2 separate regions of the Homo sapiens genome follow, and region 1 is linked to region 2. The links are chromatin loops, found by intact Hi-C in ENCODE. Cell type or tissue: heart right ventricle. All regions are shown on one strand. Links, peaks and the distances in the headings refer to the core of each region. The heading gives the core; the rest is flanking DNA. Region 1 overlaps NECAB2 (N-terminal EF-hand calcium binding protein 2). Region 2 holds the start of SLC38A8 (solute carrier family 38 member 8).

Region 1 (14,522 bases), core at 6,523-14,522, 70 kb after region 2:
TTGGGAGACTGAGGCGGGTGGAACACCTGACGTCAGGAGTTCAAGACCAGCCTGGCCAACAGGGTGAAAACCCGTCTCTACTAGAAACACAAAAATTAGCCGGGCGTGGTGGTGCACGCCTGTAATCCCAGCTACTCGGGAGGCTGAGGTGGAAGAATCGCTTTAACCCAGGAAGCAGAGGTTGCACTGAGCTGAGATCACTCCATTGTACTCTGGCCTGGGCAACGAAAGAGAAACTCCGTATCAAAAAAGAAAAAAAGAAACAAGAAAAAATATTTGATGTGTATTTTAATACCTGCAGAAGAGACATAATTTTACCTTTAAAAAAGTACCTCTTAGCAGCACGTATTTCATAACGAAGAAAGGATAGCTGTTTTCAGATCTGCTAATTCTGCAAGCACAATCCACATCGTCTTAAGCATTCATGAGGTAGTTACAAAAACAAACACAAATGTAATGGAAAAATCTCAGTACATTAAAAAAATAGAGTAGAAACCTTTCTGGTCATTCAATTTTATCTTAATACAATGAACTGAAAAATAAATGAGAACATAACAGGCTGCTCAAATAATAGGTTGAAAATACTACACATTAACATCTGTGATTGCTATGGGAACGCCAACAGTAATTTTTTTTTTTTTTTCTGAGATGGAGACTCACTCTTGTTGCCCAGGCTGGAGTGCAGTGGGGCAGTCTCGGCTCACTGCAACCTCCACCTCCCGGGTTCAAGTCATTCTCCTGCCTCACTCTCCCAAGTAGCTGGGATTACACACAACTGCCACCACGCCCAGCTAATTTTTGTATTTTTAGTAGAGACGGGGTTTCACCATGTTGGCCAGGCTTGTCTTGAATTCCTGACCTTGTGATCTATCTGCCTCGGCCTCCCAAAGTGCTGGGATTACAGGTGTGAGCCACCGCACCCAGCAGTAACCTTTTTTTTTTTTTTTTTTTTTTTTTTTTTTTTTGAGACAGAGATTTGCTCTTGTTGTCCAGGCTGGAGTGCAATGGCGCAGTCTCTACTCACTGCAACCTCCACCTCCCGGGTTCAAGTGATTCTCCTGCCTCAGCCTCCCAAGTAGCTGGGATTACAGGCGCCTGCCACCACGCTCGGCTAATTTTTGTATTTTTAGTACAGACAGGGTTTCACCATGTTGGCCACGCTGGTCTCAAACTCCTGACCTCAGGTGATCTGCCCGCCCCGGCCTCCCAAAGTACTGGGATAACAGGCGTGAGCCACTGCACCCAGCCCCCATCAAAAGTAAATTTTAAAAATGTCAACATTATCAAAAAAACCATTCCATTTCACATATGAAAAAGAACAGCAAAAACAACAAACCTAAAGTTATAAGAGGGAGGAAATAATAATGATAGGAGCTATAAATAAATAAGAAAACATGTCATGAAATTTAAATAAATGTGCCAGGAGCTTGTTATTTGAAACAGCTAATTAAAACAGGCAAAACTGTCAAATACAAGGTTTTAAAATGTAGAAAAATGGGAGAAACTTAAGATGTGAGCTACAGCAGCACATTTTATTTTTTTATTTTTGAGAGACAGGGTTTCTCTTGTCACCCAGGTTGGGTTGCAGCGGCATGCTGTGCCTCACTGCAGCCTCGACTTCCCAGGCTCCAGAGATCCTCTCACCTCAGCCTCCCAAGAAGGTGGGAACTACAGACACATCCCACCATGCTCGGCTAATTTTGTTTTGTTTTGTTTTTGGTAGAAACGGGGTCCCACTATGTTGCCCAGGGTGGTCTTGAACTTCTGGGCTCAAGCGATCCTCCCGCCTCGGCCTCCCAAAGTGCTGGAATTACAGGCGTGAGCCACCGTGAGCGGCAGCAGATCTTTTATTGAACTTAATGTGCATTAAGTGCCTGCGTGTGTCAAACAATGTTTTAGATTTTTAAAAATAATCATAAAACATTCCATGCATGACTGATTGTAAAAACGACTATGCCCAGGGCAGTTTTGTTTAAAAATATTCCGCCGGGCGCGGTGGCTCACGCCTGTAATCCCAGCACTTTGGGAGGCCGAGGAGGACAGATCACGAGGTCAGGAGATGGAGACCATCCTGGCTAACACGATGAAACCCCGTCTCTACTAAAAATACAAAAAATTAGCCAGGCGTAGTAGCGGGCGCCTGTAGTCCCAGCTACTCGGGAGGCTGAAGCAGGAGAATGGCGTGAACCCGGGAGGCGGAGCTGGCAGTGAGCTGGGACTGTGCCACTGCACTCCAGCCTGGATGACAGAGCGAGACTCCGTCAAAAAAAAAAAAAAAAAAACCACCATATATATATATGTATTTTACAATGGACAAGTGAAAAAGTTGACTAAAAGTAGAGATGACCTTAAAATAACTATGAAAATCATCCCCTCCCCTGTTTAACACTGAGACCCAAGCGTTATGGATAAATTCTATTTTTACGTAGAAAAATGATGCTATGTTAGAGAAGCTGATTCATACACAGAACACATTCAAAACCACTTCACAAAATCATTCCCAAGCTATCATCCGATCTCCACTCCCAATGGAGACAGAGATAAAATTCTTGGCTCATGACAAGGACTCAGTAATGTGATAAAAGAATAATATACCAATTAGGGTTTATCACAGGGAGCGAAGGATTGTTCAATTTGAGACAATCTAAAAATAGCATCCACCCCATCAATAGCTTAGGGGAAAAAAATCATATGATCATTTAAAAATACCAAAAGGCATTTGAAAAAATTCACCACCACCCTCCTAAGACAAAATGGAAAAAAGGGAATGCAAAAATATTTCTCCAACATGCTGACAAGGATTCTAAAATAAGAGCTGGTATTAATATGATAATCAGCAGAGAAGTACTAGAGATGCACTCGAAAATCAGGAGCCAAACAAGCATGCCTGGCCGTGCCCCACCACGACGTTTTAGAACATGAGAGAAATGCCACAGGATAGACAGGGAAGCAAGAGGGGCACGTGTTAGAATGCAGAGACAACGGCACTCTTAATAACTGATGCTGCGGCTTGACGAAAGCAAACAGCACATACAAGAAAAGCATTCAAAACAACAACCGACAAGCTGCATTTCTACAAACAAAAACCACTTAGGAAATACGCAAGCAAAAGAAATGCCAATCACATCACACCTGTAATCCCAGCACTTTGGGAGGCCGAGGTGGGCGGATCACCTCAAGTCAGGACTTTGAGACCAGCCTGGCCAACATGGTGAAACCCCGTCTCTACTAAAACTACAAAAATTACCCAGGAGTGGTGGTGGGCGCCTGTAGTCCCAGCTACTCGGGAGGCTGAGGCAGGAGAATCACTCAAACCCAGGAGGCAGAGGTTGCAGTGAGGCGACATTGTATCACTGCACTCCAGCCTGGACAAGAGTGAGACTCTGTCTCAAAAAAAAAGAAAAAGAAAAAGAAAAAGAAAACAAAAAAAAAGGAAATGCCAATCACGGATGCAACAACCTATCATCACCACGACTGCCACAAAAAAACCACCAAAGACCACCCCTGACATCATACGCACATGACTTCCAAGAGCAAGATCTCTAAAACCGGTCTAACTTGTATCAGTAGACACTGATGGAGAACTCTCTTATGTTCCTGAAAAGTCTGACTGAAGACCAAGACGCAACCATGGATGTTACGAATGCCTCACAGCATGGCTAGGACGTGGGCCCCTTCTAAGGTGAGAAAACCGAGGCTCAAGGAGGTGGTTTCCATTTCCCAGGGTCATCTGTGAGCACATGGTGACCTCACACAGCCTGTTTGGAGCAGAGCTGGCATTGCCACCCTTGTCTGGGTGACTCGGAAGCCTGGGATCTTCCCATGCTACCTTCTAATCCACCGCCTATACCTTGATACTTGGGGATATCAAACGATATTCTACAAAGATTAATACTTGAAGGGAGCAGGTCTTACATGGTATTAAAATATACTCTAAAACAGCAAGACTCAAAACAGCATGATACTGGGACAGAAATGGAAATGTGGAATCGTGGAGGCCCAGAATGAGGCCCAACTATTGTTAGATATATGGCAAAACAGAGACTGTCTAATACATGGCGGTCACTAACTGAGAAGCATGGGAAAATTGCACAGAATGGGTTTTAATATCTGGCTGAGCGTACAGTAGGAGCGTATTGATACAAACCAGCAGGTGCCTTTGCTCCGAGCTTGGTCCTGCATGCTCAATAGCTCAGAGGCCTTACTTGGCTCAATCTCTGAAGGACTTCGTAATTCATAAGGTGGATGTCTCCATTTCACAGATGGAAAAACTGAGGCTCAGAAAGGGAAATAACCAGCTCAGATCCCTCAGCCAGGTCTGGCTGGCTTTATCAGCTAAGTTCCCCGGCCTCAACCGGCAGACAAGGCTGGGCTTTTCTGGACTCCCAAAGCTCAGGGTGCTGGTGGCTGCTGCCTCGAGCACCTGTGGGTCCCTCACCCTTGCATGCTCCCAGTTCCCTCACCGTGGGCCTGGACCAGTGTGCCCTATGGCTGCTCTCTGCTCCTGGATGACTGACTCTCCAGTTGCCTCCTGGGTGTGCCTGGAGTCTCATGCTACACTCCCATGCCTATTGCCAGGTCCCTGACTCAGTTTCCCCACTCATCCCAGCCAGCAGCTATGGCTGTCTGGCTGTGACTCTGTTGAGTTCACCTTTGTGAGCCTCTGTTTCCATAGCTGTGAGATAGTGGAGGTGACAGCAACCACCCATAGGGTTGCTGTGAGGATTAAACCAGGTGCTGAGCATCGAGAACCTGATATGGGACAGGGTTCAGATGCATGAACCACCACCCCCCACCACGCCCCACCCCGCCCCCTCTTCCAGTCTTGTAAGCCCACCCTGAAGGGTACGACACCTGTCTGGGGACCCCTTAAGGGCACAGGGTGATTGCGGCCACCCTTTCTAAGGCCCCAGCCCAGGATCAGGCCTGATTCCGGGAAAATGCCTCCTGCTCCCAACCAGAGCCATTCACCAAACCATTCTATTCCCTTCCCAGTTCATCTCAGCTGCTTCAAAGAGGCCCAGGCAAAGCCCACCCCTGAGATAGGCCTCCCTGGCGGCCTGTCTTCAAAAATCCAGGCATCCTTAGGCAAGGGTGGAACTGAAGCAGCACTGGAGCCCTGGACCCCGGGGGCCACCTACACCCACTGACCTTCTTGGTATAACCCATGGCCTTCAGGACAGAGTGATTCAAGGTCTCCAGGGAGGCCAGGACATCCTCATAGTCACCCATGTGGTCCACAAAGTAATCTGGGGAAGGAAAGGCAAAGGTCAGGGGTCACAGGTCCTGCCCCTCCCACTCAGCACTCCTGCACCTCCCACCTGCGCTACCTCCAGCCTCCCCTGCCTCAGGCCCTTCTCATCCAGCCCCATCCCAGCATCCCCATCTTGGTCCCAGCATAGCCAGGCACCTACCACACAGCTCCTTGGTGTCCACATGGCTGCAGAGACAGACAGAGGCAGAGACAGACAGAGACAGAGAGGGGGTTAGCAGGCCTGACCCTGCACAGCCTGCGAAACACACATCCTGCCTGCTCTTTGCAGCCTGTGTGCTGGCCCCACAAGCTCCGCCTTACAGAAGAGGGTGCAGCAGGTAGGTGACACCCCCGCCCCTGAAGGCCCACGTCTGTCTGATCCCCCACACCACCCACCCTTGTTCTGTTTTCTCGGAGTCTGCTGACCCCATCATGAATAAATGACACCAAGGGGAGGGCCAAGCTGGGGGCCAGGAAAGGGGTAAAGGGACAGAGAGTGGGGACCCATTACTGTGACGGGCTGTCAGCAAAGCTCTCATCTGACCCACTGACCCACCCCCAGTCGACCCTGCCTGCTGGGTCCTGGAGTTCCTGGGGTTGTGGCAGAGCCCTTCCTGTTCTGGTCGCAGCCCCTGGGTCCCATATCCCCATTCCTACAGCCTGGAGAAGGGTCCTGTCCTTTCTTGGGGGAGCAGGCTGAGCATGAGCCTATCCCCCATGGCAGTGAAGGAGCACAGACCGGCCCCAAGATAAGGGGTGCAGTGCTGGGAACTATGGTGGTTCTGCAGCTTAGGAGCAGATTTGATAAGCTGAGGCCCTCTGGGACTGGCTAGAGATGGTCTGGATAAGGAGCTACTGCCAAGTCAATGTGCAAGGGACCCAATACGGTGGTGGCCCTTTCTGGGCCTAGGTCCCTCATCGTGCTCAGTGGAGCCCAGGCTCAGCAAAGCACATCTGGACAGAAGGCTTCTGTGGCCCAGTGAATCTGCACTCGGGGGCTCTGCATGCTCTGTCAGGAGGTGCCTCCAACCTCCATCTCATATTCAGAGTTCTGGCAAGTCCTGCAGAAAGCGACCCTGTCATTCTGCTTTAATTCATGTTTCACAAAACTTTTTGATGGTTTGTACACTGTTTTGGGCACAAAGTCTATTTAGCATCCCAAGGGGCTAATGTTCGTGGCTCACACCTTAGGTAATGTTGGGGAGATTAATCCTAAAAGTCTTTATAGAGCTTTGACCTTCCATAACCGCGAGTCCTCCCTGCACCCCCACCCACCCACACGTACTCTCACAGTTCGACTCTCAAACCAGTGCCTCCTCCTCCCTCCGCCTCCACCCCCTCCTCTACCCCGCTGGTCCTAACACAAAAGGCCCTGAAAGAGAAGGTCTAAATCAATGGGCACCTGCCTGGCCCCTTCAAAGCACCCCAGGAAGCTGCAGTAACAGCTCAGAAATCTCCATCTGGCCCCAGACAGTTCTCCATTCTGCAGTCTGGAGCCTGAAGCCATTTCTTTAAAGTGGCCTTTCCCAGAGGATGGTATCTGCTCCACTTACCATATCCCGGTCCCCAGCCAGTGCCCCCCAGGACTCTCTCAGCCGCAGCCTCTGGTCCAAACCACCACTGTACTCTACCCCTTGCACACTGGTTTGGTGGTAGCTCCTTGTCCAGACCATCTCTAGTCAGTCTCAGAGAACCTCCGCTTACCAAATGTGCCCTAAGCAGCCCTCCAGAAGCTTGGGTCCTCATCACGCGAGTAGGCCTGAGAAAGGAGACCAGGTGGGGCTCTGATCCCTCCTGAAGGTGGGGTTGAGGAGAGGGCTCAGACCTCATCCTGTCTGGGGAATCCCAAGAAAAGGGCAAGATTGGAGGTGAGGCTGGGAAGGGTCAAGGGTAAGTCTGAGTAGAATCTGCATTTTCCACTTGATTTAGAGATGGGTGGAGACAGAGTTTTTGGCTGATTCTGAGATGCAGGTCAGGGTTATGACTGGGTTGGAGAAAAGGTTTAATAAGCTATAATGATAGACGTAGTGTTGAGTTAGGATTCGTGTTTGGTTTAACACAGGAGTCAGTGTTAGGATGACGTTCAACCTCACAGTTAATGTTGGGACTGGGAGGACACACAGGCATTGGGGTTGGGGTGAGAACTGGCTGCTGGCTGAAGATGGCAGAAGGATGAAGTCATTGCCACCTTCCCATTTTCATAATCCCATGTCCACTGTGCAAAACCAGGAGTCTCTCCTTAGTTGGCCATGTGCACTCAGAAGACACACTTGCGATAGTAGCCAATGCAATATGAATCTGCACACGCCCCATTCACCCCAGGCAGTGAAGAGCTGACTTCTGGATTAGCAAATTTGGGGATTTTCAGTTCTCCTGCCCCTTACAGGGGACTAGGAACGGACACTAGATGAAAAGATGCCTCCACCACAGCCCACACACACCCCCACTCTGCCAGCCAGGACTGAAGCTCACTTGGTGTTGTCAGAGTCAATCGTGTGAAAGAGATCCTCCAGTTCTTTCTCATTAAGGACGCCATCTGCAAAGAAGAGCTGGAATTCCTCCAAGGACAGCTTCCCATCATCTGCAAGGAAGGAAGCAGAGAAAGGAGCTGGTGTCTGCAGAGATAAGGCTGGTGGGGCTAGTGCATGCACGGCCCCCAAATCCAGTCAATGGCCTGACTGACAGAACAACTGCAGCTCAGATAATCCCTACCCTCCCAGCTAATCCCCAAACTAAAAGACAAATTCCATTTTAGATAATCCCTACCCACCCAGCTAATTCCCACACTAACCAGTAAACTCCAGTACACAGAGAATCATGCCTCATCCAGCTAATTCCCAGACCAATGCCTGTTTACAGATAATCCTCAAACTAACAATAATGCAATAGCTAGCTTTCTTGGGCTCACCATGCACTCAACATTTTCCATGCGTTCAACAAATATAGAGTATCTGCCCCCTGCCAGTGAATTTTCTCTCAATTTACATGGCCACCTGGAGGCAGGTGCTATTTAAGATAACCCACTGTGAGCAACTTGTCCCATGTCACACCATCGGTATGAAGTGGATCCAAAAACCAGCAGCTGGATGAGCCACCACTCCATAGCTTCCAAACGCCAAGTGGTCTCTGCATGCTCCCAACCCCAATCCCAGCCCCTAAGCCCTGACTCTCTCAGCACTGTTCTTAGAGTACAGAAGAACCCTTTCTTCTCCGCCCCATCTATGTGGCAAACTTCAGGTCCTTCCCTGAGGCAGCATGAGATGGCTGCCAATGGCCGGCATGAGGTTCTCAGTTACCTCCTCTCCCAGGCCACAGATGCAGCCATCTAGATGCCAAGCCATGCAGGAAGGAGGTGCCAGGCCTGGAGGTGCCAACGCTCTGGCCAGAGGCTGTGCTTCTGAGGTGGAGCTCCACAGAGGGGCCTCCACAGCTCCTCTGTGGAGGGGCTCTGTGGAGGGATGGGTGGGACACATGCCACCAGTCCCACCCATCGCCTCACCTTTTCCCTTCACTTGCAGTTGCTCTGGGGACACTTTTGGCCCTACCAGGAAGGTCTTGTGGGTTTGGATCAGATTGGGCCACCAGGGGAGGTGGCTTAAGAACATCAGGGACTCTGGGAGGCGGTCCCTAAGCTTCCACCCTCAGCTCCTTCCACCTGAACAGACCTGCTGAGCAAATGCCAGCAAGCTCATCCCCCACCTGCCCTGCAGCCACCTCCCCCCTCCTCAAGGATCTGTTCCTCCTTAAGAGAAACTATGTGAGTGGCATGGAGGTCAGAGACAAGAGGGAGCCCATGACAGTTCCTGGCCCCCAGCCTCTCTGCATAAACCCCTGGCATTACTTCCAGAGGATCTGCATTCAAAGCTGGGTGCTTGGGACAAGGGCCCTGAGAGTCCACATGGCACCTTCCTATGGATTAGAAAAAGACTCTCCTTTCTCTGCCGAGAGGATGAGACCAGTGTCAGTGCACATGTGTTGAAAGCGGATTGCAGCCTGGATTTGAAACCCTCCATTTCCTCGGGTGGGTGCCCTTGTGCAGCGCACAACCTGCCTAACCCGACATGGCAGACGTACTTGGGTTGAGAATGAGTCATTCTTAAACTTTAAAGGCTCCAGTGCTTCTGTCTGTGCTCCCAGCAGCTCTGCTGGAGCTCAACACAGGGTGAGAGCATAAGCTCAGGAGAGGGGGGGTCCTCAGATCTTGCCAAGGTTTCATGCCACCACTTTTCTCTTTAACCCCATAGAGCATAAAGTATCAGAGACCGGTAAAGAATATGAACGTGTGGGCACGGGGGGCTAGGGCCAATATCCCAAGATGCCCCCATCGCAGCTCAGATTTCAAGGTTACAGTGGGAAGAATTTCTGTCTTTCAAAGGAAAGGCCAAAAAAACCCCAATCCAACCACACATGCACAAACCAAAGACCCAAAACCTAACAACTAAAAGTCCGCAAAGTCAGCCACGAGATAAGTGAAATCGAAGTTGTTGCTTTCTGTGTTCTGTGACAGAGGATGCCTTCCGAGTGTCTTCGGCAAGCCTGAAGATAAAACCCAGGAATCCCAGTGTGGAGTCACACCACACGTGGAGTACCTTCCACGGACTCACTCCTTTAGTCTTCTTAACACTCACGACACAGGTAGTACTACCACTTCCATGTTAGAGAGGGGTAAACTGAGGCACAGAGCCCTTAGGGTACTTGCCTAGGTCCTACAGCTGAAGCTTGAACCCAGGCCATCTGGCTCCCAAGTCCAGGCTCTCAACCTAATCCAGGGGTAGGATCTTGTGGCGACATCGCCACCTACCCAGCAGGGGGTGGGTGCTGGCTCAGGCACCCCCACTTTGGGTGAGGGGCAGTCACCATGGGCATGACAGGGGTTGTGAGCCCCAATCCCAGCCTCCCTCTGGCTGGCTCATCTCCCCACGTGCCTGTCCAGGTACCTTGGGCCCCCTCTGCACACAGGGAGAGCAGGCAGCCAGAGACCAGCAAGGTGCCCCCTCGGCACACAGGGAGAGCAGGCAGACAGAGGCCAGCAAGGTGCCCCCTCACTAAGCTTTCGGCTGACATTTATCCTGAACGCCTGATCACGGCCCTAATGAATTCACTAATGAGGAAAAAACATGCCCTACGTAGGCCCCCAGTCCAATTAGACAGGCCAAGCGGGCCCGCGCTGGCACTTTTGCCAGAGACCCCAAGCGGGCCGTTTGCAGGTGTCTTTGCTAATTAGCACAAACTCACTCTCTGTCTCCATGACCTTTCAAATGCCAAGAGCCTGTCAGCCTGTCAGCGTCCATGTCCCTGAAGGGAAATGCTGTCTGCCACTCAGCCCTCTGCCACCCCCTGAGTTTATGTCCCAGGCTGCCAGTCAGGCCCCTCATGCTAACCTTCCCATAGGGACTGGGCATCCGGTATCCAGCTCAGCCAAACAAGTCTCTGTCACAGGAGCCACCCTGACAGGGCAGCCCTGAGCCTTTGTTCCTGTAATCTCTAAGTCCTAAGGGCAGCCTGGGGGGTCCTTTGAGTTTGCACCCCATCTCCCGCTCCCCTGAGGCATCCCATCCATCCTTCCTGTGGACACGTGAGGCAGGGCTAGCGTCAGTGTTGAGCAGTCCTGTGTGTGCTTGTGGGCCTATCGGCCTCCACATCTGCACCCCCTGCACACCTGTTCTCATCCCTGCACACCTGTTCCCATCCCCGCACCCACACCTCCCTGCACACCTGCTCTCATCCCTGCACACCTGTTCCCATCCCCGCACCCACGCCTCCCTGCACACCGGTTCACATTCCCGCACCAACACCTCCCTGCACACCTGTTCCCATCCCCGCACCAACACCTCCCTGCACACCTGTTCCCATCCCTGCACCCACACCTCCCTGCACACCTGCTCTCATCCCTGCACACCTCCCTGCACACCTGCTCTCATCCCTGCACACCTGTTCTCATCCCTGCACCCACACCTCCCTGCACACCTGCTCTCATCCCTGCACACCTCCCTGCACACCTGCTCTCATCCCTGCACACCGGTTCACATTCCCGCACCCACACCTCCCTGCACACCTGTTCCCATCCCTGCACCCACACCTCCCTGCACACCTGTTCCCATCCCCGCACCCACGCCTCCCTGCACACCTGCTCTCATCCCTGCACCCACACCTCCCTGCACACCTGCTCTCATTCTTGGATCCACACCTCCTTGACACCTATTCTCACCCCTACACTCATTCCTCTTTCCCCAGCCATTCTATTCCCACACCACTCCCCTATCTATACCCACACCAAGTCCCATCCCCACTCCTACAAGCTTTTAAGCTGCTGTGTTGAATCAGAACCTGCCTGCACCGCTGCCCCCCGACCATGTGAAGAATATCACGTGCCATCTCCGAGCCTTGTTTTCGTCATCTGGAAGGAGGGTGGGGGTTGATACTTCTTGTCTCAGGAGGATCACAATGAAGATTAAAGGAAAAAGCACATTCAAGTCCTGGTGCATAACAGACGTTCAGTGACTGCTGGCAGCCTCCCCCAGACCGAATTCCCTGCTGAGCACAGAGGAATCAAACCCCTCTGGACAAGCCACACCTGCGGACTCCCATTTCCGAGGCATTTGAGGCAGAGCAGCGGGGACTTATTGATATCTTCAATGAGCGAAGCCAGGAGAGCAACTATCTATCCTCAGACAGCCCTCTGAGGTGGGTGCTGTAATTATTCCCATTTACAGATAAGGAAACTGAGACTGCAGAATTTGGTGACTTGCCTGAGGCCAGAGCCGGTACGCGGCTGAGCCAGGACTTGAGCCTAGGCAGTCAGGCTGGGGGACCTGGGAAGCTCTTGCTGGAACCCGCATCTCACACCCACATTCACCCTGGTGACAGCCCCTAACGGTCACATAGTGGTGGCTGGTAAGATGTAAGCCCCAAGGAGAAGGAACAGGCTCGGCCTTTGAGGAGGCTGCAGTAAGGAAACTGAGAGTCCCACAGCTGTGCTCAGGGGGTGGACACATGGCCTCTGATGGGGGGAGCCTGCAGCAAGGACAGAACCCCATCTGTGCCCGAGGGGGCCAGGCACCACCTGCCCAAGTGTATACACTGCAGTGGCTCCTGCAGAGCTGCACACTCAGGAAGCCACACACGCACACTAACTGCACACACACTCGGGATGCACAGCCATGGCTAGAGGCCCACGCTGGACACACGCATTCCCAACAGCCTCACGCTGCTGAGTCACCGAGATACGCACAGCCACGCTCTCACCAACAAACACGTCCACCAAGTCTACAGACATTTACCGAGGACCTACTGTGTGCTGGGTATCAGGCCCGGGACAAGGGACAAACCCAAATCCCTACCTCTCAACCTGCTGGAGGAGCCAGGCCAGCACACAGGCAATGACGCTGAGGGCTCCGGCGACCCCATCTCAGGGACAGCCCCCTGATTTCCCCTCCTCATCTCCAAGGCTTTTCAGGCCATGATGCTACGGCTGTTTTTCCAGAGCCACTTCATCTCCCTACGTCCCTCTTATTCCTCCTCTGCTCCGTATGGAATCACTGCTGATGGTCCTTCTTCCCCAGAGGCCTGGGAGTGGTCACTGTCACCCCCCAGGGATGCAGGAGGCCAGGGTGGGAGACTCGTTGGAACTGATTCCAGCCCAGGCCTGTGCACCTGCCCTCCCACCATGCCCAAGGCCTCCAACTCCACCCTGCAACCGCCCTGGGTGGGAGCCGTCAACAGGAACTCCCAGGGATGAGGCGGGTGCTGGAGACCCAGGCCAGAGCTGCCACCCTCAACTGCAGCTTGTGCAGGAGAGGAACCGGGGCCAGAGGCGTTGGGGACCAAGGGCCCTGGGGCAGGTCACAGGGTCTCTGTTGCGTGCTCTTCCCCTGCCACAGGCTTGGTACTTGATGTGCATTTTCTCAATGAATGAACATACCGGGAGCACGCGATTCTCTTTAAAAACATTTGTCACCCACACCGCCTCTCTGGCTTTTCCCCAAAACCCAGGGAAGGAGGCAGGGCAAGTGTTATTGCCCCACTTTACCCACGGGAAAACCAAGGCCCAGAGAGGGAATCTGTCTTGGTTCAAGTCCACGGTGAGTTGCGTTGCAACTGTAATAATGATTCTGGTATTTTTAAGAAGGTGCTTTTTGTCAGCCGAGGCTCAGCTGGGCCGCCTAAACGTGCTTATTCTCTCAAGGCCTGGGCTCCTTCTGCAAGTGAAGCCCCTCCAAGGAGTCGGGAGAAGTGGAGCGCTATGAATTCCGTGGCCACAACAAGGCGCTGCTCACATTTTTAAAGAGGCTGAGAGAGAAAGGGAAAAGGGCCCCGGTCTTCAGGAGAGCCTCCGTTTCCTTCATGCAGCTGGGCAACCCTGGGGCAAATTGCTTAACCTCTCTGGGCTGCTATGGTGTCAACAGAGGCAAGAGCACTGACTGCTCAGGTTGCTACGATGAAGAACTGCACCAAGGCTTGTGAAGGGCCTAGCGTGAGGCTGGCGGCTTCCTTTCAAGGAGGGTTTCTGGGCCCCAGCCCGGGCTCCTCTGGTCCAGCCCAGCTAGGAAAAGGCCTAAAGTACACCCAGCCCTTACCACGGCCAGTCATTGTTCTTGGCATCACAGACAAGACTCACTGAGCCCTTGAGTGGAGCTGTCCCTACTAAGTAGGCCCTACTAGGATTCCCGTTTTACAGACAGGGAGGTCAAGGCACAGAGCAGCAGCAGGATTTGGCCTTCTAACTTCAGACCCCTGCACTCCAAACCTTTAGGTTCAAGGTTGCGCTTGTCTCCTATCCCTGATCCCTTCCCCATGAAGCACGAGGACAGAAGGAGTGGGGCGGCCGTCGGCCTGGAAGGGAAACTCACCATTTTTGTCCGCACGGCGGAAAATCTGCAGAAAAGAGAGGCGGAGTCAGCCCTGGGCCAGGGAGAGGCAAGCGCTTCCTGCAGCCTCTGACCGGATACTGGGATCCTTCTCTTCTCCCAGGAGCAGCTTAGGGTCCTGGGAAGCTGAGCCCCCCTTCCCTCTCCCCCTCCCCGGGCTGGGATCCAGGGGGAACTGATGAGGGATGTTGCAGACAGAGGCCCTCCCCTCACCCACGTGGAAGCGGCTGCCAGTACCACCAGCCTGCTCCCAGCCACGCTGACACACACACGCAGGCCCACGGCCATCCCTGCAGGTGTAGGTCCACAGTCATCAGTCCACGTGGCTTCACCCACCGCCAAACGCTCAGCTGCACACAACCACACTCCGAATCAGTGTCCCAGGGAGCGCCACAACCTTT
Region 2 (11,388 bases), core at 3,389-11,388:
TAGAAAAGGTTTTCATCTTGAAGTCCATTTTTTCTGTTTTTTTTTTTTTCTTCGGTTGCTTGTGCATTAGGGGTCATATTGGAAAAAGCATTGCCTGATCCCAGGCAGCCTGTTCATCGTCGATCCCCACCTGAACAGGGTGTTGTATGCTGACTGGCCGAGCACCAGCCCACACAGCAAAGGCGAGGGTGACTGGGAAGGAGGGCAGAGGCCGTGCGGGGACTGACAAGGGTGCTGCTGAGGTCACGGGCAGAAAACATCTCGGCCCACGCAGGGGAGGAGCCACTGGGCCGACTGTCCCTTGCAGTTCTTTTCGTCCGCGGCAGGTCACGTGCTCATCTTGCAGCTCTCACTGCACTCTGCCCACATTGCTTCGAGAATCCGAATGTGTTGCTGAGGTCCCCTGAGGCATTCGTTGCTGTCCCAAGGGTGTAGGGCGTCACACGCAGCCCGGGGGCGCGAGCATCTGCCACTCAGGAGCCCTGCTGTCCCTAGCAGGTGGCTGCGGCTCTGAGCCGCTCTCCTTACCCACATGGGGCCTTGCAGCTCTCCTTACCCACATGCGGCCTTGCAGCTCTCCTTACCCACATGCGGCCTTGCAGCTCTCCTTACCCACATACGGCCTTGCAGCTGTCCTTACCCACATGGGGCCTTGCAGCTCTCCTTACCCACATGCGGCCTTGCAGCTCTCCTTACGCACATGGGGGCCTTGCCGCTCTCCTTACCCACATGCGGCCTTGCAGCTCTCCTTACGCACATGCGGGCCTTGCCGCTCTCCTTACGCACATGCGGGCCTTGCAGCTCTCCTTACCCACATGCGGCCTTGCAGCTCTCCTTACCCACATGCGGCCTTGCAGCTCTCCTTACGCACATGCGGGCCTTGCCGCTCTCCTTACCCACATGCGGGCCTTGCAGCTCTCCTTACCCACATGCGGCCTTGCAGCTCTCCTTACCCACATACGGCCTTGCAGCTCTCCTTACCCACATGGGGCCTTGCAGCTCTCCTTACCCACATGCGGCCTTGCAGCTCTCCTTACGCACATGCGGGCCTTGTAGCTCTCCTTACCCACATGCGGGCCTTGCCACTCTCCTTACCCACATGTGGGCCTTGCAGCTCTCCTTACCCACATGCGGCCTTGCAGCTCTCCTTACTCACATGCGGCCTTGCAGCTCTCCTTACCCACATGCGGGCCTTGCAGCTCTCCTTACCCACATGCGGCCTTGCAGCTCTCCTTACCCACATGCGGCCTTGCAGCTCTCCTTACGCACATGCGGGCCTTGTAGCTCTCCTTACCCACATGCGGGCCTTGCCGCTCTCCTTACCCACATGCGGGCCTTGCAGCTCTCCTTACCCACATGCGGCCTTGCAGCTCTCCTTACCCACATGCGGGCCTTGCAGCTCTCCTTACCCACATGCGGCCTTGCAGCTCTCCTTACCCACATGCGGCCTTGCAGCTCTCCTTACCCACATGTGGGCCTTGCAGCTCTCCTTACCCACATGCGGCCTTGCAGCTCTCCTTACCTATATGCGGCCTTGTAGCTCTCCTTACCCACATGCGGCCTTGCAGCTCTCCTTAAGCACATGCGGGCCTTGTAGCTCTCCTTACCCACATGCGGCCTTGTAGCTCTCCTTACCCACATGCGGCCTTGCAGCTCTCCTTACCCACATGCGGGCCTTGCCGCTCTCCTTACCCACATGCGGGCCTTGCAGCTCTCCTTACCCACATGCGGCCTTGCAGCTCTCCTTACCCACATGCCGGCCTTGCAGCTCTCCTTACCCACATGCGGCCTTGCAGCTCTCCTTACCCACATGCGGCCTTGCAGCTCTCCTTACCCACATGCGGCCTTGCAGCTCTCCTTACCCACATGCGGCCTTGCAGCTCTCCTTACCCACATGCGGGCCTTGCTGCTCTCCTTACCCACATGGGGCCTTGCCGCTCTCCTTACCCACATGGGGGTCTTGCAGCTGTCCTTACGCACATGCGGGCCTTGCAGCTCTCCTTACCCACATGGGGCCTTGCAGCTCTCCTTACCCACATGCGGCCTTGCAGCTCTCCTTACCCACATGCGGGCCTTGCATGCTGTTGGCTCTGGAGCCTCTCGTCTCACAGGTCTCTACAGGTGCAGGCCACTCACCGTCTGGTGGTCAGGACCATAAAGGACAGGGTTATGTTAAAGGTTTTGCCTCAAACCAGAAGGCGAGGACCCTTTCTGTCCAGTTGCCGGAATGATGTCATGAGGAACTGTGTGCCCAGGCACGCTGTGCTAGTTACAACATGTGTTTTTGTTTCATTCCCCACACACTGTAAGGTGGGCATCACTGGGCCCATCACACAGGTGAAACAGAAGCCCGGGAATCACTCGTCCCCTTGCCCAGTCATACAACTAGTAGCCAAGGCAGAATTTGAACTCATGTTGCCCTCAGTCCCAAAACCTGTGTACTTAACCCTTGTTCTCTCCTGCTGGTGTCTGTGTGATGTCCCATGTCTGTCTGTCTCTCTCTAAAGGGACAGTGACACACCAGGAGGATACCCAGATGCTGGGGGGCCTTGGGACAGAGTCTGGGAGGATTGAGTGAAGGAGCAGGTGAGGGTGAGCCTGGAGAGAGAACGCCCTGGTGGAGAGTTTATGTAGAAAGGGGATTAGGTCTCCGGGAGGAACCGGATCCATGTGGTCTGCTGAGATGGCTGAGTCTGGCATTCAGATGTGCCACCCAACAGAAGAGGCCCTGGAGGGACGCCCCCTTTGCTGGGTGGCAGCCGTGGGATTCCGGGGTCTGCCTTGGAGGTCCTGGAGAGGATGTCGTGGCCCTGGCCCTAGACTCAAGCTGCCTGGGTCCAGTTCAGCCCGGCCACTCCTGCTGTGGGCCCTAGCCAGGGGCCTTCACTCCACCGACTGCTGTGTGTTTGGTACATGGTGTCACCCAGGCCATGTGCTTAGCCATGTGCCTGACAGCCAGCGCCGGTGTCAGCCATTACAGGGACACACGTGCCTGGAGGTTGAGGCCACGTTCTGTCACCTAGGCCCACTCGTGGTCCTGGGCTGGGCCAAACCCCCCTTCGAAAGGATTCCTTTTTGCCCCTGGCATAGGCTCTCATTGTCCTAGTGAACAGCTACATCTTTTTAACAAGCCAGAAAAGGCCAGCTGGCAGTGGCTCTGCCTGAAATCCCAAGACTGGCTGGCCGAAGCAGGAGGATCACTTGAGGCCAGCCTGGCCAAAGTAAGCAAGACTCTGTCTCTACAAAAAAATAACAAAAAACAAAAAAAAGACCAACCAGCCACAACCACAGATAACACCTGGGGTTCACAGGGGGCCTGGGGACCGTGAGAGGGGCCAGATGTCATCCTTTGCCCTGGCTCTCTCTAGAGACTCAGGCAGTGGCCCCGATTGCAGGAGCCTTTGAGATGAGATACAAATAGTGACTCCCCCTTTGGCCCCCTCCCCTGTATAGGACACTCAAGTCTAGATCTTTCTTTGCACACACACTTGTCTGTTCCGTGCAGAGCGTGCCCCACATATGATGGCTCCAAGGAGACCTCCCAGGAAAGCCACGCACAGTAGGTGAGCCTGGCCCACAGCGATGGTCCTGGGACCTGCTGAGCGGTCGTCTCTGTGCCTCAGGCCAATGGTTCATGGGCATGATCCCGCCCAGGGCTCTCGGAGCCATTTCTCAGGCGAAAACCCAGGTCTGGCCTGGGCCTGAGCTCTGAAGCCCTCACCGCCAGGCTGCCTGCCTCCCACGGCGGGCGGAGGGTGCTGCCTACTGGAAATAATGGGAGGGTTGACATAGATTTTGATTTCACAGGACACAAAATATAGAGTCAAGGATATGCAAAAGGGTTGTCTCCCATTTTATATACAGGTTAGATAGACATTTCTAGAGAAATATTGAAATTCTTCATTAAAAAAGTGGCTGGCACCACCGCCTTAATTGGATATTAACTCACGGAATAATGGTTTCATTTGCTGGTAACAAGAAGGCATTGCAGGTGAGTGTCCTAGAAATACAGATCCCTGGCCTCACCCCAGCTTGACTAGATCATCTGTTCCTTGGGAAGGGACTAGGAATCTCTTTTAAAAGCTCCCAAGAGCAAACAACTGCTGGAACTGTGACCCAGCAGTCCCTAAGCCTATACGCAAGAGAACTGAAAACAAGGTGTTCAAACAAAAACCTCTGTGAAGTTCACACCTGCACTATTCACAGTAGCCAGAAGGCGGGGCCGGCCCACAGGTCTAGCAGTGATGGCCACATGGACAAAGGTGGCCTCTCCATGCCATTGAACACGGCCACAAAAAGAAACGAAGTTCTCACACATGCTCCCAAGTTGGGGAACCCCAGGAACATGCTGAGTAAAAGAAGCCAGACACAAAAGGCCATGTCATGTGTGATGAAGTCTCCACAGTAAACAAAGTTCACAAAAACAGGGAGTCGATTCGTGGTTGCCAGGAGCTAGGGGAAGGGATCTTCCTTTGGGGCTGTTGAAAATGTTCTGGAATTAGATAGTGGTGATACTGGCACAACATTGTGAGTACTTAAAGCCACTGGATTGCACACTTTAAAATGGTAAGCCCCAGAATGGAGTTTAAAAAAAGTGAATTTTATGTCATGTTAACTCTTAACACGCTCCCTCCACAGGAGATTCTTGTCAACAGGCGGCCCCCTTGGGAGCCCTGGCTTAGAACCTGGGAGAGGTTCTTGTGCCCTTCCGACTCCCAGTGTCAGTGTGAACCCAAGTGGTCAGAACCCCCTGGATGAAGACCCTGTGGGCTCAGCCCTGGCACCACGTCCTCCTCCCTGCCCTCTGCCCCCAGCCCTGTGTTGGCTGCTGACCACCCCCCGCAGCACCCCCAGTGTTTCCTCCATTGGACACAGTGGCAGGAGGAGAGTGAGCCTAAAGGATGCTTCCTTTCCCTCCCACAGTTCACCCCTTTACTGCTTTACCCAGAGCAGGTCTTCTGACTACAGCTCTGGAGAAGCAGCCCCCAGGCGGGGACCGCGGGATGTGACAAGGCCTGTGCCCTGTGGCTGTGTTCCTGAGGGATCCAGCCTCTGCTGCTGAGCCCAGGGGGAGCCCACCAGCCTGTCCTCTCAGAACTGCCCAAGGATCGGAATTCAGGATGCTGGTGTATGTGGGTCCTATTGCCACCTGGACAAACTACCACAAATTTAGTGGCTTAAAACATATATTGCGGTTCCAGAGGTTGGAAGTGCAAGTTCAGGCTCACTGGCCTAAAATCAAGGTGTTGGCAGGGCTGGTTCCTTCCTGAAGCCCTGGGTGAGAACCCATTTCCCTGCCTTTCCCAGCATCCGGTGGCCCCTCCTCCGTGTTCCACGCACACCCTTCTAGCCTCTGCTGCTGTCTCCACACCACTGTCTCCTCTCTGACCTCTGGCCCCTCCTGCATCCGTGTTAGAAGGACACTGATTACATATAGAGCACACCTGGATAGCTCAGGGTCCCCTCCCCACAAGGTCCCCGATCTCATCTGTGAAGCCCCTTTTGCCATGTGGGGTAACATACAAGGCCTGGAGGTTCCGATGAGGACATCTTTGAGGCCATCATTTCACCGACCACAAGCAGTTTCTCTATCCCTATGACATCCGTCTCCCATCCGAGGACTTTTGGTCCCTGGTAATTTCTGCAGGTGGGGCCCCTCCCACCATCTGAGAAGCTGGAGGCCGGCTCTGCTCCGACACACTGGGCTTGCTGCGCTGCTTACTAAGCAGCCTTCGTGGGCCAGGCCTAGGGCTGAGAGCTTCGGAGAAAGGAGGGGCTTCAGTCTCGGGGACAGCAGGGTCAGCGGGAGGCCCTAAGAACTGGGTGCTCTACTCTCACAGCACGGTAGACCCTCCTGGGGGAGCTTCGTAGAAATTCTGACTGCCCATAATCCCAGCACTTTGGGAGGCCGAGGCGGGCAGATCACCTGAGGTCTGGAGTTGGAGACCAGCCTGGCCAACATGGTGAAACCACATCTCTACTAAAAATACAGAAATTAGCTGGGCGTGGTGGTGCACGTCTGTAATCCCAGCTACTTGGGAGGCTGAGGCAGGAGAATGGCTTGAAGCCGGGAGGCAGAGGCTGCGGTGAGCCGAGATCGTGCCACTGCACTCCAGCCTGGGCAACAGAGTGAGACTCTTGTCTCGGAAAAAAAAAAAAAAAAAAAAAAAAAAAAAAAAATTCTGACGCCTAGTGCCGTCCCAGGCCAGTTGAATGTGCAGTTTTGCGGGTGGGCCTGGCATCGGTAGTGTAGGAAGGCCCGAGGCGGTTCTCGTGTAGCTAAGGTTCAGGATACTGTTCTAGAAGCTCCGATTTGGACCCAAGTGAAAACGGAAATTTGGATAATGGAATATGGCACACACTTCTGTTCCAACCTCAGCAGCTGCCACGTGCCACTCCTGTGCTGTGCACACCATCCACGGGCCCCTCCTGACAGCCCCAGAGAGCAGGCGCCTGTGTCCTCCCATTTCACAGGTGACTCGAGTGAGGCTCAGGCCTGAGACCCCAGAGCCAGGGTGACGATACTGTGTGCTGCAGCCGGCTAGCTCCTGAGGCCTGCCGTCATTTGTTCTCTGGAGTTTTCTGGGGTGGTGGTTGTTGTTGTTTGAGATGGAGTTTCGCTCTTGTCACCCAGGCTAGAGTTCAATGGCACGATCTCGGCTCACTGCAACCTCCACCTCCCGGGTTCAGGTGATTCTCCTGCTTCAGCCTCCTGAGTAGCTGGGATCACAGATGCCTGCCACCACGCCCAGCTAATATTTGTAGTTTTAGTAGAGACAGGAGTTTTGCCATGTTGGCCAGGCTGACCTCCAACTCCTGATCTCAGGTGATCCACCTGCCTCTGTGTGAGCCACCGGGCCTCTCCAGAATTTTCTAACGGACATGAGCAGAAAGGTCTGGGAAACGATCAGAGGCCACTTTGTTGTGAAAGTTCCTAGGCCTGTCACCTGACACGGACTCTGGGGTCCTCAAGAGCTCCCTTGGTGAGGTGGGTCCCCGCAGCACAGCGGGGGAGAGGCCACCCCAGGCTGGGCGCTCTTGTGCAGGGTGCCGTGTGCAGCGTGGGCCACGGCCGACAGCATCCACACGGGCACCTCCGTGTGGCCTCCTCGTGCTCCTGCTGCACTGGAGCCAGTGTCAGGTCTGGGTGGGCTGGGCCGACTAAGCAGAGGGTGGCCGCCCACCCGCCTGCCCGCCCGCCCACCGGCTGCAGATGCAGCCCAGTAGGGCGCCCCTCCACAGCTCGGGAAAGGTCACGCAGCCCTGTGATGCCGGCAGAGAGTGGATATCAAAGCCCCTCCGAATTAAGAGGTTTTCCCCATTGCCTGGAATTTCACAGCCCAATGGCCAATTTCTAAGTCATGCACGTTAATGGGCCGCTAATGAGGGACCCACCGGCAGGGACAGGGAAGTGTCCCCCCAGCCCCCGAGCGGAGATTAAGGACTGCAAAGCCCCCAGCCGCTGCTGAAGGGCCCTTTATCTCCTTTCTCAGGAGGCTGGATTTGGGGGGAAGCGGGAATGACTTGGCCTCTTTGGCAGGCCTCGGAGAGCTGTGTGAATACTGCGTGTGGTCCCCGCCCTCTCCCAGCCTGGGTACTGCACGGGCCCTGCCTGCGGTGTCACCCGCAGCCCCCTCCTTCCCTGCTGTGTCCAGTGCCATCTCCACATGGTTTAGTGACCCTCCAGCGAGTGGGACACAAGAGTTTAAGCCTTTTCCCAGCTCAGCGCTGACCTAGGTCTCTATCCTAGGGAACCCCAGTCCCCGGGGCCCTTCCCGGGAGCACTGGCTCATGCACCTGCCACTGGGAGTCTCCACTTCCCAGAACATCCTCCCAGCCCTTCACCAATGGTGCACAGATATCCCCTCAGCCCCCACACTTTCTCCAGGAAGCCCCTCCAGATTCACCTCCATTCTTGGGTCTCGTAGTCCGGTCCTCCCATTGGGCTTGGGTGGCTTGTCTCTTCTTGAGCTCCCCACGGGACCGTCCCCTTCTCTGGAGGAGCCTTCTCTTTCACCTTTGAGCTCCAGTGCCTGCATACAGTAGGCACTCAGTGTTTGTTGAATGACTGATGAGAACTCAAACAGATCTCAGATGTGAGGGGTGTAGTGGGCTGAATGGTGGCCCCCAGTAGAGAGATTTATGCCACGCCCTGGAACCTGTGACTGTTAACGTTATTTGGAAAAAGGGTCTTTGCAGATATAAGTAACGATCTTGAGATGGGATCATCTTGGATTATCTGGGTGGGCCTTTCTGAAAAGAGAAGACACAGAGGAGAAAGCTTGGGAAGATGATGCTGGCAGAGACGGCAGCAATGCAGTCACAAGCCAGGGAGTGCCTAGGCCCCCAGGAGCTGGAAGAGGCAGGAAGGATCCGCCCTCCATGGCCTCCAGAGGGAGCATGTCCCCATTGATACCTTGACCAACTTCTGACCTTCAAGACCATGACAGAATAACTTTCTATTGTTCTAAGCCCCTGAGTCTGTGTTGGCAGCCTCAGGAGCGTAATACAGGGGAACAATCAAACGACGTTTCCTTTCCTCTCTTTTCTGGCATTTGTGTATTCATTCATTCATTCATTCATTCTCTCACACACTCATTCAGGCACTGTCAGAGTCCTTGTGGGGCAGGAGGCCGTGTGACATTACAGCCTCTGAAAGGAGCCTGACTCAGGGTGAATCCCAGCCTTGTTGCTTGCCAGCTGTGATGCTCTGAGCCACGTGCTCCACCTGCCTGAGCCGAGTTCCTGCTTGGTGCGGGGTGGGAGTTGGGGGGAACAGTGGGGACACCCGCTCAGGAATCCGCGTGAACTCATCCAGGCTAGGTTCTCAGCAGCACATTTATGCAGCAGTGGCGTGAATGTCATCCGGGTCATTGTCCAGCCTTGAGCTCCGGGACTGCAATCCCGGCTCCCTTTCACTTGCCCCTGCTGAGAAGCCAGCCACTGACTCTGCTGGTTGGGCATTTATGGAGCAGCCATTGTGTGAGCCACAGAGTTTGGAACCTGCCTGCTCATCAGGAGGTAACAGGAGTCGGGGGTTGAGACCATTAGAAACCACATCAAAAAGAAGCCTTTGGGGCTGATCTGGTGTCGGACAGATAAGGACTGATTAGATGCAGCGGGGGGAGGGGTTCTGGGCATTGAGGATATTTAACTGAAAGCAGTGCTTCTCAGCGAGGGGCCGAACCAGCGGCATTGGAGTCACCTGGGAACCCGTTAGAAAGGCAGGTGCCCAGACCCCGCCCCGGAGACACTCAGTCAGAAACAGGGGCTGGGGCCTGGTGTTCTGTGTTTGAACAAGCCTTCCAGTGGATTCTGATGCAAACTGGAGTTCGAGAATGCGGGTGAGAGGGAGCCTGGGTTCCAGGAATAAACAGTCAAATTCCGGATCTGAGCTGCATGTGCCAGCATTTTCCGGAATGGGGCCGTCTCCGATATTCTGTCCCCTTAGCTGACCCCGTATCAGTTTGGAGAGATGTGTCATCACTCAAGCGTGGCCTAGGGACCAGCAGCCGCCGCCTCCCCCAAGCGTTCAACAAGCCCCGTCTCAGGTGACTCGTGTGCATGGGATTAGCTCTGAGACGCACCTGCTGGAGTTGGGTGGAGGAGGTAAAGGAAACCACCTAGGAGGCAGCACCTGCGGACGGTGGAGCCTGTTCTGCAGAGGAGGAGGCTGGGCTCAGGGCACTTTTCACGCCCCCTCCGTTGGGCTGGGGACCTTGGAGAGGTATGTGAGGATGGAGGCGCTGCAGAAGCTGCCATGAGATCATGGTGCCTGCTCCCCTGCCCCGTGTGGCTCCCAGCTGAGCTCCCTGTCACCCTCCAGGGCAGCTGAGAAAGCTCCACCCCCGGGGCCGGGCCTGCAGGGGGCTGGGGAGAGGCGGGAGTCTTAAGCCTTCCTTGCTCAGGTCAGAAGTCTCAAAAGCTGCAAATTCTTGGGACCCATGGCCCTGACCACTTGTTGCTGTCCTCTTAGGTGTGGAGGGGCCTGACCCTGACACATACTCGCTAGGGCTCCTTTAGTTAATGACTCACTCACCCCTGGCCAAGCTCGAATCTTGCTTCTCCCACCCCTCTGGCCCCAAGAAATGCAACTGAGCCACCTGGAGTAAGCCCGAGTCCCATCCCCAACAGCCAAAGACTGTCCGGCACCTTAAAAGTTGGATTTGGTGGTAAGGACCAGGAACTGGGGGTCTGTTTGTACAGAAGTTTGGCTGGAAGCAAAGGGAGTGGATGGGAATGGGGGGAGAGAGGATTGATGGGGATGAGGAAGGTTGGGGGTTTGGGAGAAGAGAGGGAGGGGGAAGGGGTGAGGTTGCCTTGGGGTCTAGTGGGAGGGCAGGAGTGAGAATAATGTGGGTAGGGAATGGGAGACGAAGGGGGACTAGAAGTCGTGGGCAGATGCATGCAGCACCCTTTGGAAAGGGGGAGCTGACGCCAAGGAAGCGGGCAGGAGCGGCTCAGGGAGCTCTCACTGAGTTGGGGAGACAAATAAGGATATCGAGAACTTAGGGAGGAAAGCGTGAAGACTGTGCTTTCTCTCCACCCCTCTGCCGCCTCTAGCCATGGAGGGACAGACCCCAGGAAGCAGGGGCCTTCCAGAAAAGCCTCACCCTGCCACGGCTGCTGCCACTCTGTCCTCGATGGGCGCTGTCTTCATCCTCATGAAGTCCGCGCTGGGAGCTGGCCTGCTCAACTTCCCCTGGGCCTTCTCCAAAGCGGGCGGAGTGGTCCCTGCCTTCCTGGTGGAGCTGGTAAGTCCCCGGGAAGTGAGTCCTGGGGACGGGTACGAGGTGGCTTTGGCTTTTCTGGGTGGGGTTCCTCGCATTGCTTCTGCGGAGTTGCGTGTCCTGTAAGCTATAGCTTCGGGGTTTTATTTTCTATCCCGCTCAGCTAATGAGGGGAGAAGATAATCCCACTGTAGCCCTGGGATGAGAATATCCCCCGTGGGCGCTGGTGGCATCTGATACACAGCTTCCGGGATGGAGCTACAGGCATCGCAGCTCTGTCTGTGAAGTGGGCATTTCACCTGGGAAGGAACCTCTCTGGGCGCCCTGCCTGGCCAGCTGCTCTTTCTTGCCTGCTGGTCTTAGCTCAAAAACTAAAGCTGGGCCGGGCACGGTGGCTCGTGCCTATAATCGCAGCCCTTTGGGAGGCCAAGGTGGACGGATCACCTGAGGTCAGGAGTTTGAGACCAGCCTGGCCCATATGGTGAAACCCTGTCTCTACTGGAAATACAAAAATTAGCGGGGCGTGGTGGCGGGCGCCTGTAATCCAAGTTACTCAGGAGGTGGAGTCAGGAGAATCGCTTGAACCTGGGAGGCGGAGGTTGCAGTGAGCTGAGACTGTGCGCTCCAGCCTGGGCGACGGAGTGAGACTCTGTCTTAA

The links. Hi-C counts contacts between places; a loop is a spot of excess contacts. Peaks named below come from ENCODE experiments on the same cell type or tissue, not always from the same donor. Only the 100,000 strongest peaks of a DNase experiment are listed, where the experiment ranks them.
Region 1: it touches region 2 in a loop (2.0-fold over the local background); 25 of 110 quality-filtered maps call a loop at or near these places.

What each region holds. Positions count from the first base shown.
Region 1 is chr16:83,971,757-83,986,278 of GRCh38, reverse strand. NECAB2 (N-terminal EF-hand calcium binding protein 2) reads right to left here. Exons shown (of 13, transcript NM_019065.3): 2 at 14,104-14,128; 3 at 7,727-7,835; 4 at 5,415-5,440; 5 at 5,152-5,249. Among named protein-coding and RNA genes, the nearest start is that of NECAB2, 11 kb to the right of the region's middle. RefSeq lists a silencer at 11,821-12,115 and an enhancer at 12,320-12,821. In heart right ventricle, for the core only: no CTCF peak of the experiment used is centred there; no DNase peak of the experiment used is centred there.
Region 2 is chr16:84,041,335-84,052,722 of GRCh38, reverse strand. SLC38A8 (solute carrier family 38 member 8) reads left to right here and starts at 9,928. Exons shown (of 11, transcript NM_001080442.3): 1 at 9,928-10,172; 2 at 10,564-10,754. The coding sequence starts at 10,566. RefSeq lists enhancers at 3,296-4,180, 6,597-7,369, 8,357-9,060, 9,061-9,765, 9,766-10,469 and 1 more. In heart right ventricle, for the core only: a CTCF peak has its summit at 8,381 (motif pointing right); no DNase peak of the experiment used is centred there; H3K27me3 peaks cover 613 bases.